2 separate regions of the Homo sapiens genome follow, and region 2 is linked to region 1. Evidence: read pairs that join two places in POLR2A ChIA-PET (ENCODE). Cell type or tissue: MCF 10A. All regions are shown on one strand. Each heading gives the region's core, and the rest is flanking DNA. Links, peaks and the distances in the headings are about the cores only. Region 1 has its middle 13 kb from the start of ATF3. Region 2 has its middle 94 kb from the start of LPGAT1-AS1.

Region 1 (7,729 bases), core at 1,246-6,245:
TTTCTCCCTCAACCTAGCCCCTAGTAACCACTATTCTACTTTCTGTCTCTGAATTTGACCATTCCAGACACTTCATCTAAGTGAAATCATACAGCATTTTTAAAAATCTGGTTTATTTCACTCATGTTTTCAACGTTCATCTAAGTATTTTATTCCTTTTAAAGACTGATAAGGGCTTTTAAGATAATAATCACAACATATCTAAAAAATTTAATAATAATTTTCTAATATCATCGAATTAGCTAATCTATGTTCACGTTTCCAAAAGTATGTCTTTAAATGTCATTTTACAGTTAGACAGAATCAGGATCCTAACAAGGTCCACACATTATATTTGGTTGATATGTCTCTTAAGTCTATTTTAACCTACCATATTCTTTCTCCTTATTTTTCATGCTATTTATTTGTTGAAGAAATGAGTTAATTTGTCCTGTAGAATTTCCCTCATTCTGGATTTGGCTGATTACATCCTCAGCATTGTTTAACCATTTCCTCTATCCTCTGAATTTCACAAAAACAAATGGTCAGATCTAGGGGCCGGATTGCATTCAGGTTCAACTACTTTGGTGGGCTGTGTGCTTTCTATTACATCACAGCAAGAGGCCCTTGTATCTGATGGTCTCACTTCTTGAGATAGTAAAACAGATCTGTGGGTTTGGGTGCTGCCAGCCCGATACATCCATTGATAACATGGCATTTAAAGATAAGTGTTCTTGGTAAGAGTGGCAATTCCTCAGGGTTCTAGAACTAGAAATACCATTTGACCCAGCCATCCCATTACTGGGTATATACCCAAAGGAATATAAATCATGCTGCTATAAAGACACATGCACATGTATGTTTATTGTGGCACTATTCACAATAGCAAAGACTTGGAACCAACCCAAATGTCCAACAGTGATAGACTGGATTAAGAAAATGTGGCCCATATACACCATGGAATACTATGCAGCCATAAAAAAATGAAGAGTTCATGTCCTTTGTAGGGACATGGATGAAACTGCAAACCATCATTCTCAGCAAACTATCACAAGGATGAAAAACCAAACACCGCATGTTCTCACTCATAGGTGGGAATTGAACAGTGAGAACACATGGACACAGGAAGGGGAACATCACACACCGGAGACTGTTGTGGGGTGGGGGGAGGGGGTAGGGATAGCATTAGGAGATATACCTAATGCTAAATGACGAGTTAATGGGTGCAGCACATCAACATGGTACATGTATACATATGTAGCAAAACTGCACATTGTGCACATGTACCCTAAAACTTAAAGTATAAAAAAAAAAAGTGTTCTTGGGTGTGGTGGCTCATACCTGTAACCATAGCACTTTGAGAGGCTGAAGTGGGAGGGTGGCTTGAGCCCAGGCATTCAAGACCAGCCTGGGCACCAAAGTGAGATCATCTGTACTAAAAAAAAGAAAATTAAAAAATTAGCCAGGCATGGTGGCATGTGCCTGTAGTCCCAGCTATTTGGGAGGCTGAGGCTAGAGGATCACTTGAGCCCAGGGGATCAAGGCTGCAGTGAGCTATGATTGCCCTAATGCACTCCAGCCTGGATGATAGAGAGAGACCCTGTCTCTTTAAAAAAAAAAAAAAAAAAAAAAAAAGTGTTCTTAAGACTTTGTAAATGATTGTAAGCATACCTATGTGTCTGTGTCTCTATTTATATCAGTCACCATTCTTAGCCCTAGGGCTGTCTTTATTTTTCTGTAGATCTTTAAAACTCCCCAAAGTCCCTGTTCAATCTGTGATGTTGAGTAGCCACTCCTGGAATTCTTGAGCTCTCAGATTTCATGTAAGATAGCACCCTATTTCCAATTAGTCCTTGAGTTGCCTGCACATGGGTGCTCACTCAGAGTCACACACATCCACCTGGAAGGAATCATCACCCACCTGCCTTGGTAGCCTGTTCCAATGTCTAAGCACTCCCAGAGCATAAGTCTTCCCTCTGTCTGGTCTAGCCCTCCCTGTGAAGTTAAATTCTGTTTCCTCCAGTTCGGGGCTCGGTGGAGCTGACGAGCAGCTGGCCAGCAGCCCCTGCAGATGAGGCCTGGGGAAATGATGCATGAGGCTAAGACACATTCCAGGTAGTCTACATGCTTCATGAATTTAATGGAAGACTGGCAAGGACTAGAATATGTTTTATTGCAACTTTCTAGCTGGGATTCATTATTTTTCTTTTAAAATTAAATACAAATAACTTATTTCTAAAAAGTAAATATTCAGAGACTATGAATGAAACAAACAAACAAAAAAGAAAACAAAAAACCTAACAATTTTCCAGAGTTGGCATTGTGCTTATTTTGTGCCTTTATAGATGAACAGAGTCCTACTGGTGTCAGATTTAAAAAGTCACTCTACCTCTTAAACATTTTGCCTTATTAGGGTGGAAGGGTCAAAGAGCAAGGAGGGAGAAGACAGAGCAGAGACACAGGGCAGAAGAGTCTCAGATGAGGGTGGCAGGGGTACAAGAGAGCCTGGGTCTATAGACAGAAACAGAGCATGTTGCTGAAACTGCCCAGACTCTTTATTTCAATCTCCAGTCTGTAAAATGGAGATGAAGCGCCCCGCCTGATCCCTTTTTAGGGTTGTGGGAGATGCAGAGGAGCTAATGGGTGTGAATGTGCTTTGTGGGCTGAAGCTACTGGGCCCCTTACAGGCCTACAGGTCAGGGGAAAGAAGAGAGTGTTGCCAGCACCTGTGAGCAGAATTAACCCATTGGCTGATTGCCTGGCCACCTGGACTTAGCATGTATTGAACTGAATACATGTGCAGGGGCTCACAGCCATTCCGATTCTAAAGACTGGTTAAGTTTCACAACAAAAACTGAGGATAATTGCAGGGTTGTCAATTATTGTTTTGCCATCTACTATTACAGTTATATTTATTTAAAAAGTAAAAGGATATTTTAATAATATCTCAACCACTGAGGATGGTAAGATGAGCAAAATAGGATACCCACTCCCAAGGAGTTCATAAAACTGTAGGGAAACACATGTATAAAAATATGTATATAAAGACCAAATAGATGTGTAGCCCCTAGGACTCTTTGGCTCGTTAGAAAAAACAGTACAAAATGGCTTAACAAAAAGTGGAGATTTGCCGGTTCATATAGCTGAAAACTCTGCAGAAAGTGTGGCTGCCACCCAGCTTGATATAGAGCCTCTTGGCTCTAACCTTTTTCTCCAGTTGCCCATGGCAACCTCAGCAGCCCCAGGCTACAGCCCCCTGCCTTCAAGTCCAGCTAGTGAGCTGCCTCCAGCAGCCCCAGCCCGGTGCTCCCGCAGCTCAGTGGCTCTACATGGATCCTGAGCCCCTTCCTGGACCAACCACAGTGGTCCCTGGCCTGGTTTGCTCTGACTGGTCACCCAATGCACAGGGACCGGAAATGTGCGGGGAGTGGCTTTCTCGGACGAAAACTGGGAAACCATTACTCGAATTGGGATGGATAGATGCTGAATGGCCAAGAAACAAAAATATCCTCTAAGAACTATGGGAACACAGAAAAGGTGCGTCCACGGCTAGCCTCATAAGCCGGATGACCTGTTCAGTCCCACCCTTAACAAGTTTCACATTGGCTTAATGCTCTGCTGTCACTGACTCAACATTCTTAATAATTTCTGAACAAGGGGCTCCACATTTGCGTTTGGTAATAGGCCCCACTAATTACATGGCTAGTCCTAGAGGTGACTAACATTATATTACCTACACAAGGAAGTGACTTTGAAACTGGATTTTGAAAGATATAATGAAACAGCAGTTTTGTAAATGGAAAGGTTTGGGTGGCAGGAGGAGGAGGAAATTCCATCATAGGCAAGAATGTTAGACGTGAGAGGCTTGATGAGAAAATGAAACCACTAGCGCCTCAAGTGGTTGGGGCTTAAAGTGACTGTGGGGTGTGGCCCCAGTGGAGTGGGAACAAAATATTCCTTCGATGAATTAATATTCCTTCAATGAATTAATAAACACAAGTGAAGTGAAATTTAACATGAGAAAAAATAGTTTATATTTTTTAAACCTCCATGATTCCAAATGGCCGTTACAAGATAACTCCTATTTTCCACCTCACTTTTCTACTGCACACTAAGGCTAACTTTCCCCTGTGTAACATAAGTGCCTACTGATCTTTATCACTAGCGTGTTAGCAAGGTTAGCATTCCACTTCTGTGATTTCACCATCCAAATATTTATGAATCAGAGAGATGTTTCTAAGAACATGTTTTCCAATTGTTTACTTTATAACAATAATAGTGTGCTTTAATTACAAAGATGACGTTTTACAACCTAAATAGAACAAGCCTCAGTTGTGTGGGAGTTCATTGCTTTGGTGATAAAAGAGAAACACAGACAGTGACTCAGGTGGAACATTCGTTTCATTTTCACTTTGTGTTTCCTTTGGTTCTACATGTCAGGACATGTAACAGAGCCAAGGCAGAAGAGTGCTGTGGGGGGTGTGAAAGTTAAAGCTAAGGCTCTATATGCCAGAAAGAAAGGACAATGTCCCCTCTCACCCACTGGCTCCCCTTTCAAGGCCAATGCCAAGGGGGAAAAAGAAGGTGGCTTCCCTCTGGCACATGAATGGTGAGCTAGTTAACAGTCAGTGTTTTGTTCCCAAATTCTTTAAAGGAATGCTGAAGAGATAACACTGGTTCTTCTGAATTGAGAATCTCTTTGAATTCCCACTGCTGTCTTATTTCCATTTAAATTAAGCTTAAGAGGAGAAATTAATGTTGGGGTATCTGCTAAGTGCCCAGTGTGGAGCCTCTTTCTGTCTTGTTCATTCTTGGATGTCCAGCTCTTGAACAATGCCAGGCATACAGTAGGCACTCAATACATACACGAGGAATGAGTGTATGAATTTATTCCTCACAGCACTTTTATGTGAGGAAGATGCGGGGGCAATCTTCAGATAAGAAAATAGACATTAAGTGTTGGAAATTGAGAGAAAGAGGTGGTTTGTCCAGCAAGGCATGTCCAACACAGACAGAGACAATATGGGGCCTCCTCGGTGACTCACTTTTATGTGACTAGGTATGTGTCTCTTCTGTAGAAACTTGGTCAATAGGGAATGACGACAAGAAAAAAGGGGCCCTTAGAAAATAATATCACCATCATGATCATCATCTTCATCATCGACTGTAGACACAGCGCTTATAATCACAAAATTGAAGAACTGTAAGGAATTTCAGAATTTATAATAATAGAAGCTCCCATTTACTAATGTGTTGTTATATTCTGGGTACTGAGTTACATCTATTTATCTATCTATCTATCTATCTATCTATCTATCATCTATCTCTCTATCTAGCTAGCTATCCATCCATTCATCTATCTAGCAATCATCTATCTTTTCACCCCCTGCCCCATATCAACCCTGCAAGGTGGGTCGTATTAGCTTTATGTTCAATGTTCCAGGCCAGTAAGTGGCAGAGGTTGAGACTCTTGCTGCCTTCTGGAGCCCTTCCCTTAGCACAGCCTCCTTGACTAACACAGGAGGAATTTGACCCTCAGAGAGGGACCTCAGGTTTCTCAGCTAGTGCAGAACCAGAACTTGAACCTTGGCCCGAGTGTTGTTTCCACTTACCACAGTGTTCTCAGTGTAGATGAGTACACTTTGGATTTCTTTCCGTTTCGCTTATATAAGTCACTATGAGGTTTAGCAGGACAAAAACTGAGCTTATTGAAGATTAATTCATCATTCCATCTCCTACCTTAGAAACAATTTTATTCTTTCCTGGATTCCATCTCAGCCCCTGGCACATGGTAGGCATTCAAGGAGTGCTTGATACATAATTAAGCCAGGATTTGATTTGGATGGAATCTCAGTCTTAGGTACCCCTTAATGGCAGGACTGGAAAAAAGTAGGCAAATACACTCTTCGAAAGACACACAGTAATATTAGTTTTTGCCTTCATGAAAGTTTATACTTTCATCTTTTAAGAATTAACACATCCGCACTATAGAACAATGGGATAATTCAGAAATATATAAGTAGAAGAGAAAAAAAGTTACCCACCCATACTTCCAACAACTAAATACTTTTAATATTTTATGGAAATTTCTTTATTTCCCTTATTCTACGTATTTTGTTGTTTATTTATAGCTTTTATTGAGTTATGATTGTTCTGTGTTGATATATATCTTACTTTTTAAAATTTATTTATTTTTAACTTTTATGGGTACATAGTAAGTGTGTATGTTTATGGGGTACATGAGATACTTTGATACAGGCATGCAAGATGGAATAATCACATCTTGGGAAATGGGGTATCCATCCCCTTAAGCATTTATCCTTTGTATCTCAATCCAATTATACTCTTCTAGTTATTTCTAAATGTACAAGCAAATTATTTTGACTACAGTCACCTTGCGGTGCTATCAATAGTAGGTCTTATTCATTCTAACTATTTTTTTGTAACCCATTAACCATCCTCACCTTCCCCCACCCCCATTACCCTTCCCAGCCTCTGGTAACCATCCTTCTACTCTTTGTGTCCATGGGTTCAATTGTTTTATTTGTAGATCCTGCAAATACGTGAGAACATATGATGTTTGTCTTTCTGTGCCTGGCTTATTTCACCTAACATAAAGACCTTCAGTTTCATCCATGTTGTTGCAAATGACAGTATCTCATTCTTTTTTATAACTGAATAGTACTCCACTGTGTATAAGTACCACATTTTCTCTATGCATTCATCTGTTGATGGACACTTAGGTTGCCTCCAAATCTTGGCTACTGTGAACAGAGCTGCAACAAACATGGGAGTGCAGATATCTCCTTGATATACTCATTTCCTTTCTTTTGGGTATATACTCAGCAGTAGGATTGCTGGATCATATGGTAGCTCTACTTTTGGTTTTTTGAGGAGCCTCCAAACTGTTTTCCATAATGGCTGTACTAATTTACATTCTCACCAACAGTGTACGAGGGTTAACTTTTCTGCACATCCTCACCAGCATTTGTTATTGTCTGTCTTTTGGATAAAACCATTTTAACTGGGGTGAGATGATATGTATCTTGCATTTAAAACCCACATTATCTCTACAGCATTCCCTAAGTTGTAATCTCTTTGTGAATATCTTTTAAAATAGTGGCATAGCACTGAAAAAAGACTTGTTTAAATAAGTGTCTAGTTTGTCAGTTCTCAACTATGTCAGGCTGAGGATCATTGGCTTTTCCTGGTTCTTGAGGGACCATTTCTGGTCTTCATTAATCACTTTATCAGAAAGCTAGCTGGAATAAATATTGTTATCCAAAGCCTGAGGGAAAGCATAAATTACAGCTGTGAACCAGTGAGGTAGATTTTCATGGTACTTGGTAATTATCCGTAAATTTCCAATAATCCACACTGACTCCTACATTATGCCTTAGGCCCCAACCTGGCTCTTCTTCCTCCCTCTCTCTCCTCTCTCCTCTGAGTCTTTCCATTACTTTGATATCCCCAACATGCTGATGGCTAGGGGCCATTCCCTTCTTTGACATCCCACTGCTAAGCATTTTGTCCCGAAATGCCCTTATTAGTCTTTTCCCACTTCTACTGCCTACAATACCCAATCAGTTCCTTCCCACCCCAATGCTATGCTCTATAACATCTGAGATAGGGGCATTCCTCCCCTCTCCATCTATCCTAACACCAAGCTTCTGCCAAAATCCAAAGATGTCTGCCTAGAAGTTTCCCAAAATCATCCCCTCCTGTTCTCCTTACCAGCCCTGCCTCAGGT
Region 2 (7,729 bases), core at 1,058-6,057, 670 kb before region 1:
GACATTGTTACCCAGGTTGACATGGGACATGTGAGAGGAAGAATAGGCCAGGCGCAGTAGCTCACACCTGTAATCCCAGCACTTTGGGAGGCCAATGTGGGCGGATCACGAGGTCAGGAGTTCAAGACCAGGCTGGCCAACATGGTGAAACCCCATCTCTACTAAAAATACAAAAATTAGCTGGGCGTGGTGTTGTGTGCCTATAATCCCAGCTACTCGGGAGGCTGAGGCAGGAGAATCACTTGAACCAGGGAGTCAGAGGTTGCAGTGAGCCAAGATCGCGCCATTGCACTCTAGCCTGGTGACAGAGCGAGATGCTGTCTCAAAAAAAGAAAAAAAAAAGAATAATGTATTGGAAACAAGAATGAAGCAGGTAGCTACTGTTCTTAGGCACCTAGTATGTGCTACACAATTTATATCTATGTTAACATTTAGTCCTCACAACCACCAAGGAGGCTCTCTCCAATTTACAAATGAGGAAACTGAGGTCCGGTAATCCCAAGTAGTATCCCTCGAGTTGCACAATTGGTGATTGGCAGATTTGGGATGCCAGACACTTTGGAGTGACCCTGACCTCTCTTCTCTTTCCACATACAACCCTGCACCCCACACCCATCTCTCAGTCGTGCTCAAGAGTCTTTTCCTGTCAGGCGCAGTGGCGCATGCCTGCAATCCCAGCACTTTTGGAGGATTGCCTGTAATCCCAGCCAAAGTAGGAGAACCGCTTGAGCCCAGGAGCTTGAGACCAGCCTGGACAGCATAGTGAGACCCTGTCTCTGCAAAAACAACAAAAAAAGTTGGCTGGGTGTGGTGGTGTGCACCTGTTAGTCTCAGTTGCTTAGGAGGCTGAGGTGGGAGTATTGCTCGAGCCCAGGACGTCAGGGCTGCAGTGAGCCATGATTGTGCCACCTCATTCTAGCCTGGGTGACAGAGCGAGATCTTATGTCAAAAAAAAGTATTTTCCAGTTTCCTACTAAGTAAGGGAATTGAGAGCACATGTCAAATCATATATCACATCAGATCACGTATCAGTAGTTAGTTGGGTAAATTTATGATTAAACAATGCAACTATCTTTTAGTCCTGCAGATTGAGTTATTTTTACCTCCTTCTTTTGTTGTCTACATACATTCCTCAGTTGTGTAACTCTTCTGTTCATTTGGGCTGGTTGGGTTCTACCAGGCCATGGAAATCAAGGTCACGTGTCCTGACCAGGCAAGCTGAGTGAGCAGCAGCCCTTACCTGAGGTTGGCTTGACAAGGTTTATTTGGTTCTGCTGCATATCACACTTGTCTCACATCTGTCTTTGGAGCCTCTTGAAGCACAGGGGCATCCCAGAGGACCCCCGACTGCAGCCCAGAGAGAAAAAAGACCTGCTCCAGCCAGCGGCAAAGCTGGCACCTAAGGCCGAGGTCCCTGACTCCCGTGTGCATGTTTCAATGTTTCTTTCCTATATGTATGATGTAGTTCTACCTATGGCTAGTGCTGCCTTCAAGAGCAGGGTTGGAGGCCTTAGCCATCTCCTCTTAATCTCCATCAGCATCCCATGCCCGCCAACACACACACACTTCCTTCTTTGTCATGAGCATCTGGCGTTTTCTCAGTTCAGGTAAAGTCCTGTGAAAACACAACAATCCAGGTCCCCAAGCCTGCCCCTTCCCAAGTAAATGAAGCCCCTGTGTCCCTCCTAGGTGGAAATTCTGGGATCATCTGCACATATGCCTATCTCTTCCATGAGACTCTCCACTCCCTCCCAGGGGTAGGAAATAGACCTGTTCTTTCTCTCTGATATCCCTAAAAGTGTAATGAGGGTTCTTCACACTTGCAATGAATATTTGTCACTGTGCCTGCTGCTGCAGTGGCCAGCTGTGCTTGGTCCCAACTAAGAAGGCTTGTGCTTGTCTGTTTGGAAGTAGGTATTCCTTGCATTTCATCTGTAATGTAGGCAAGCAGTTGAAAGAGAAGACAGATTTTAATTTTTAATGGCTCATGTCACTTTGCTGCTCTATATATCACAGACTCCCACCTTAGACTGTGGGTTCCTCAAGCACCTTAGACTGTGGGTTCCTCAAGCAAAGCAATCACGTATCAGGCATGTAGTTGCTACCCAGTAAGTGGTTGCCAGGTAAACGACTGAGCATCTGAATACTGCTCCTTATAGCACCTAATAAAAGGGGAACACACCTTATCTGAAAAGGTGACTCGGCAGTCAGGTGTACTGTCACTTAACAGGGAGTCATCACACGATGCTTTTTACTGCAGAAAGAGATAAAACAAATGGATCTGCCACACAATGTAAAACATGAGGGCAATCATTGCGCACCTCCATGCCTTCTGCCTGTCACATGTTAGTGACTTAAAGATACACTTACAGGAAACGATAGTATATACTTCCGAATTGCAGTGGGTTATCTGCTCAGCTGCTCTTCTCTGGGGCCAGTACAACCTCCCCTGCACTTCTGATGCACACACCCCTAGATAGTTCCAGGTGGTCATGTTCATGCTGTGACCTGCCCAGATTCCTCTCCCAGGAATTGGGAATTTTGGACACAGAAGCACAAGGAAAGGGAGCTGTCTGGGGAGGCAGGCCCATTATGGCAGCCTCCTGGAGGGAAGCCCACCACCACTGCTACTGCGCACCCAAGATCAGCCACAGCAACTGCCCATTCTAGGCCAGCACAACACAGGAAAACACGACATGGAAATACATAGACTCTAGTAAAACACACACACACACACACACACACACACACACACACACAGATGGAATCAGAAAGCTTGCTAGTCCTCAAAAATAAAGATGTAAAATTTGGAAGTGAGTTACTTTTTCTCTGTTGCTCTCCTCACTTCTGTGGTATCATCACGGCTTGTATTTTACTGAATATTTCCGACATTTCTAGAAACCTATGGAGGGCAAGAATGTGTCTTATTCACCTTTGTGCATCTCACTGGCCTAGCCCACCCCTCACCTCCACAGGCACTCGATGGACACTGATGTAGCTGAATTAAGTTTGATTGACTAGGACAAAAATAATGAATTCGCATGTTTCTAGGGTAAACAATATTAAAACTATGCTCAAATTTAATCATTTATCCTTCTTTCTATCCAGATATTATTTAGGAAACAGGCAGCCATTAGGTAAGTGCCTGTGCTTTTTTAAAAAGGGGGGAAACAGAGATGAAAGGGAAACTCCTGTGGCACATTTCCCATTTCTTGTCCCCAGCTCCTGTGCCTTTGCCTCTCTTTAGCGCCCTTTCTCTGCCCTCGGCCTCCCTCACCACTTCATGGCCCCAACTGCAGGGCTGTGTGCTGTCGGGGGCCCCACCGCAGACACCGCGAGTTGTGTCTTACTATGCAGTTTGGACAGGGCACAGAGGGCAACTGGGCGCTGCCATTCTGGACACCTCACCGAGTAGACTCTTGCCAGAGCCCAGCTGCCTTTCTGAGCTTTAGAACCAAAGAAAGACATGGCTGAGGGAAGAGCCACGAACCAGGAGTGGTCAGAAACGGGTCACCAAGAAGGTCCCCAAGATGGTGAGCTTGGGGGAACGACAGAGCAACCCTAAGGAGTCCTTTGGCCACTGTTTAAGACTGAGTAGCCTCCCCGTTGGAAGGGCTTTTTATTTTTTTATTTGATTTATATTTTATTTTATTTTATTTTTGAGACATAGTCTCACTCTGTCACCCAGGCTGGAGTGCAGTAGTGTGATCTCAGCTCACTGCAACCTCCACCTCCCAGGTTCAAGCAACTCTCCTGCCTCAGCCCCCTAAGTAGCTGGTATTACAGGCTCATGCCACCAAGCCCAGCTAATTTTTTGTATTTTTAGTAGAAACGGGGATTTGCCATGTTGGCCAGGCTGGTCTCAAACTCCTGACCTCAAGTGATCCACCCACCTCAGCCTCCCAAAGGGCTGGTATTACAGGCATAAGCCACCGCACCCAACCGGAAAGAGCTTTTTATAGTGATTTACTGATCAGTGAATTTGTCACCTAAAAACACTCCAGAGGTGTGGGTGATGGTTTTGGTGAGATGGGGAGAGGTTCTGAGTCAAGAGCGGCAGTCTTATGCTTAGAGCAGTCAGGGCTGTTACTCCAGCGCCAGGTGTCCCCTGGCCACACCCTCCTGTCCTGCCCTCTCGGCTGCCTCACCCCAGAAGGCAGCTGTGTGGTGCTGACTGAGATGCGGCTGTGGATGCAGCTGAAGGCTGCCAACATTCAAATGCCTTCCCTGCTGGCTGCTCAGAAAGTGCCGGACAAAGGAGAGGGAGATGATACAGACACATTTCTTAGAAATCTGTAAACCTGTATTTGCCTGTGTGCTACACTAAATATTGTATACAATGAAGGGGGCCTTGCACTTTGAGGGGATTCCTCTCATGTTTCAGAATGTTAATGATAAGAAAATGTATTCTTACATTATTTTTCTATGCCTGTACTATATCTTGGAAAGTAAGCAATTGAGGTGATTTTTTTATACTGCAGACCCATTAAAAATAATTGAAATATATCTTTTGATTATTTTCTTCTGCTTATTTTTATTTATTTATTTATTTTTGAGACAAGATCTTGCTCTTTTACCCAGGCTGGAGTGCAGTGGTGCAATCTCGGTTTACTGCAGCCTTGATCTCCTGGGCTCAAGCAATCCTCCTGCCTCAGCCTCCTGAGGAGCTGGATTACAGGAGTGCACCACCACATCTGGCTAATTTTTCTTTTCTTTCTTTCTCTCTTTTTTTTTTTTTTGTAGGGACGGGGTCTCAGTATGCTGCTCAAGCTGGTCTCGTACTCCTAGGCTCAAGAGATCTCCCTTCCTTGGCCTCCCAAAGTGCTGGGATTACAGGCACGAACCACTGCACTGGGCCTATTTTCTTGACTGTGAGTAATACATGTACCATTTAGAAAGAATCACCTTATTAATATTGCTATAGACCTTCTTACTTATGTACCTTTACATGAAAATATATTGTGTTAAAAATAATTAGATCATACCATAACCATAATGTTTTGAAACTTTATTTTACTAAAAAATATATCATGAATGTAGTTCAATGACAGTCAACAGATGTACATCATCATCATCAATCTTAATATTACATAGTTTTCTATTTTATGGAGTAGTATAATTTGATCAGTTTCTATTTTAAGACTTTAGATGGTTTCTAATTTTTGTCTTAATAAACCACATTTGATAAATATATTTTTATAATACCTCTGCTTTCTTGTCTGATCACTGTTTTAGGAAAATTTCTTAGAAGTATAATCTTTACATGATTTTTCACTCATAGCCACTCTTTCATCTAGAAAAACTCTACCAATTTATACTCCACCCCACCCCCAACAGGAATGGCATAAAAGTCTATTTAAAATAATTTTAAATTTGTTTTTATTAAATATTAAATACATACAAATAATATTTCTAATGTGAAGGACGTAAAGAATACACAGATATTTATCTGTGAACCCACCATCTAGCTTCAGAGCTAGAATATCACCAGTCTCCTAGAAGCCCCCCTGTGCCTTCTCTGACCCCATCCCTGCACTCCTCCTCCTCAGAAGAAGAATCCACTTTCCTAAACTGTGTCTCTACCAGTTCCTTGCTTTTAGTTAGTTTTACCACATATGCTTGTATCCTTTAACAATATGTGCCTTAGTTCTGCATATTTTTCCTTTATAGAAATTAAATTGTACTTATGTATTCTTTTATAACTTGCTTTAAAAAATTTGTAAATGAAGTATGTCACACATTCAAATGCCTTCCCTGCTGGCAGCTCAGAAAGTGCTGGACAAAGGAGAAGGAGATGATACCAGACCCATTTCTTAGAAATCTGTAAACCTGTATTTGCCTGCGTGCTACACTAAATATTGTATACAATGAAGGGGGCCTTGCATTTTGAGGGGCTTCCTCTCATGTTTCAGAATGTTAATGATAAGAAAATGTATTCTTACATTATTTTTCTATGCCTCTAATATATCTTGGAAAGTAAGCAATTGAGGTGATTTTTCTTATACTGCAGACCTATTAAAAATAATTGAAATATATCTTTTGATTATTTTCGTTTAATTTTTTTAGAGAAGTGCATGTATATTAAGTTCAGCGTGGTGCATTTTCTGAGGGAGCACATGCCTAGATCAAGACACAAAACATTACTAGCACCCCAGAAACCCTTTTGACTCCCTCCCAGTTACTGTCTTTGTCTGAAAGGAACCACTATTCTGACTTCTAACACCATACAATTTATACAAATGGAATTAGAGTGACTGACTTCACACGCTCAACTTTATGTTCATGCCTCTTGCTATATGTAGCTACAATTCACTCATTTTTACCACTGTATAGTGTTCTATTATACAAATATATAATTTATATATCTATGTATCTATTGATGGATATTTGGGTTTCTTCCAGCATTTGCTCTTATAAACAGGGGTGTTCTAAGCATTCTCCTATGTGTCTTCTTATGCCCAGGTGCAAAGGTTTCTTTAGGAGAAACTAGGAATGGAACTGCAGGGTCATAGAATATAGTTATTGTTTGCTTTAGAACACGAACTCACCACTTACCACTCAATGTCATACATGAACTCACCACTTACCACTAAAAAAAAATTGGCCAATCTAATAGGTAAAAATTAAATTCATTGCTTAAATTTGCATTTTTAAATTATATTTATTTCACTATTACTTTTTTTTTTTTTTTAACTCCTGGACTTAAGCAATTCCTCCCATCTCAGCCTCCCGAGTAGCTGGGACTACAGGCAGGCCCACTGCTCATAGCTACATTATTACATTTTTTTTTTTAGCTGTTCATTGGTCATTTTTATTTTTTCTTTTGTGGATTCTTTGTGTTCTCAATTTCCCATGCTAGTTGCTGATCTTTTTCTTAATGATTTGTAAATGCCTTTATATATTAAGGATATTACTCTGATATCTATTATGAATGCTGCAAATATATTCCCTATAATTTATTCTATCTTAGAGTTTGGCTTATGATACTTTTTGCCATTTAATGTTTTATTTCTTTCCCCTGGGATGTGCAAACTCCAGAGAAATGGGGTCAGTGCTCCCCCATTTCAAGTTTTAAATTAAAATTTTTGTCCAATTAGTGCCATCATTCTTTTTTTCTTACAGGCTCTGCCCTTTCTGCTGTTGGAAGCAGGTTTAAACATGCTTTTCTACTCCAGGATGACGCATTTGTTAAGGTGACTTTTTATTTTTCATATTTACTGAGTAACTGGTTTTCCCAAGTTGCTGTCCAGAGATAGCAGTGGCTGGGTCAGGGTGTGACCTGCTATGCAGACTTTAGAAGCAGAAGTGATGATGCAGCTTCTGTTATCTGGAGATCTGTTTTCATCACACAGAGGATGATAAGTGAATTCACTTGTGTGCTAAGGCCAGTCCTTTGCTTCTTATGCAAAGGATGTGGAAATAATAGTCCTTTCTCCCTAGAACCCAGCAGGTAGGCTGGGCTCATTACAACAGGGAAATTTCACCAAAGCAAGAACACCTGAGGGACAAAACTGGCCTGCCAAGACCAACCAAATGAACTCTCCAGCAATTGCCTGGCATGGGCTCCCCTCCCACAGGGGTTGCTGATTGCTCAGGCTTTTATAATTCTTGAGCCCTGTTCCAAGGAGTTTTTGTGGTTTAAATCAATATGCTTCTGGGAATAAGTGCCCTTATTATTTCCTCGTTCACATTATTTGCTGTGCTCTTATAGCACCCTGACATAATATTC

The links. ChIA-PET counts read pairs that join two places held together with the same protein. Peaks named below come from ENCODE experiments on the same cell type or tissue, not always from the same donor. Only the 100,000 strongest peaks of a DNase experiment are listed, where the experiment ranks them.
Region 2: POLR2A ChIA-PET joins it to region 1 with 7 read pairs; 4 of 35 experiments call an interaction of 5 or more read pairs at or near these places.

Annotation. Positions count from the first base shown.
Region 1 is chr1:212,592,155-212,599,883 of GRCh38, forward strand. It overlaps a transcript of ATF3 not described here. Among named protein-coding and RNA genes, the nearest start is that of ATF3, 13 kb to the right of the region's middle. RefSeq lists enhancers at 3,729-4,928, 4,090-4,569, 4,193-4,487. In MCF 10A, for the core only: a CTCF peak has its summit at 3,883; DNase peaks (open chromatin) are centred at 3,877 and 4,357.
Region 2 is chr1:211,921,141-211,928,869 of GRCh38, forward strand. No RefSeq gene overlaps it. Among named protein-coding and RNA genes, the nearest start is that of LPGAT1-AS1, 94 kb to the left of the region's middle. RefSeq lists an enhancer at 7,202-7,703. In MCF 10A, for the core only: no CTCF peak of the experiment used is centred there; a DNase peak (open chromatin) is centred at 4,141.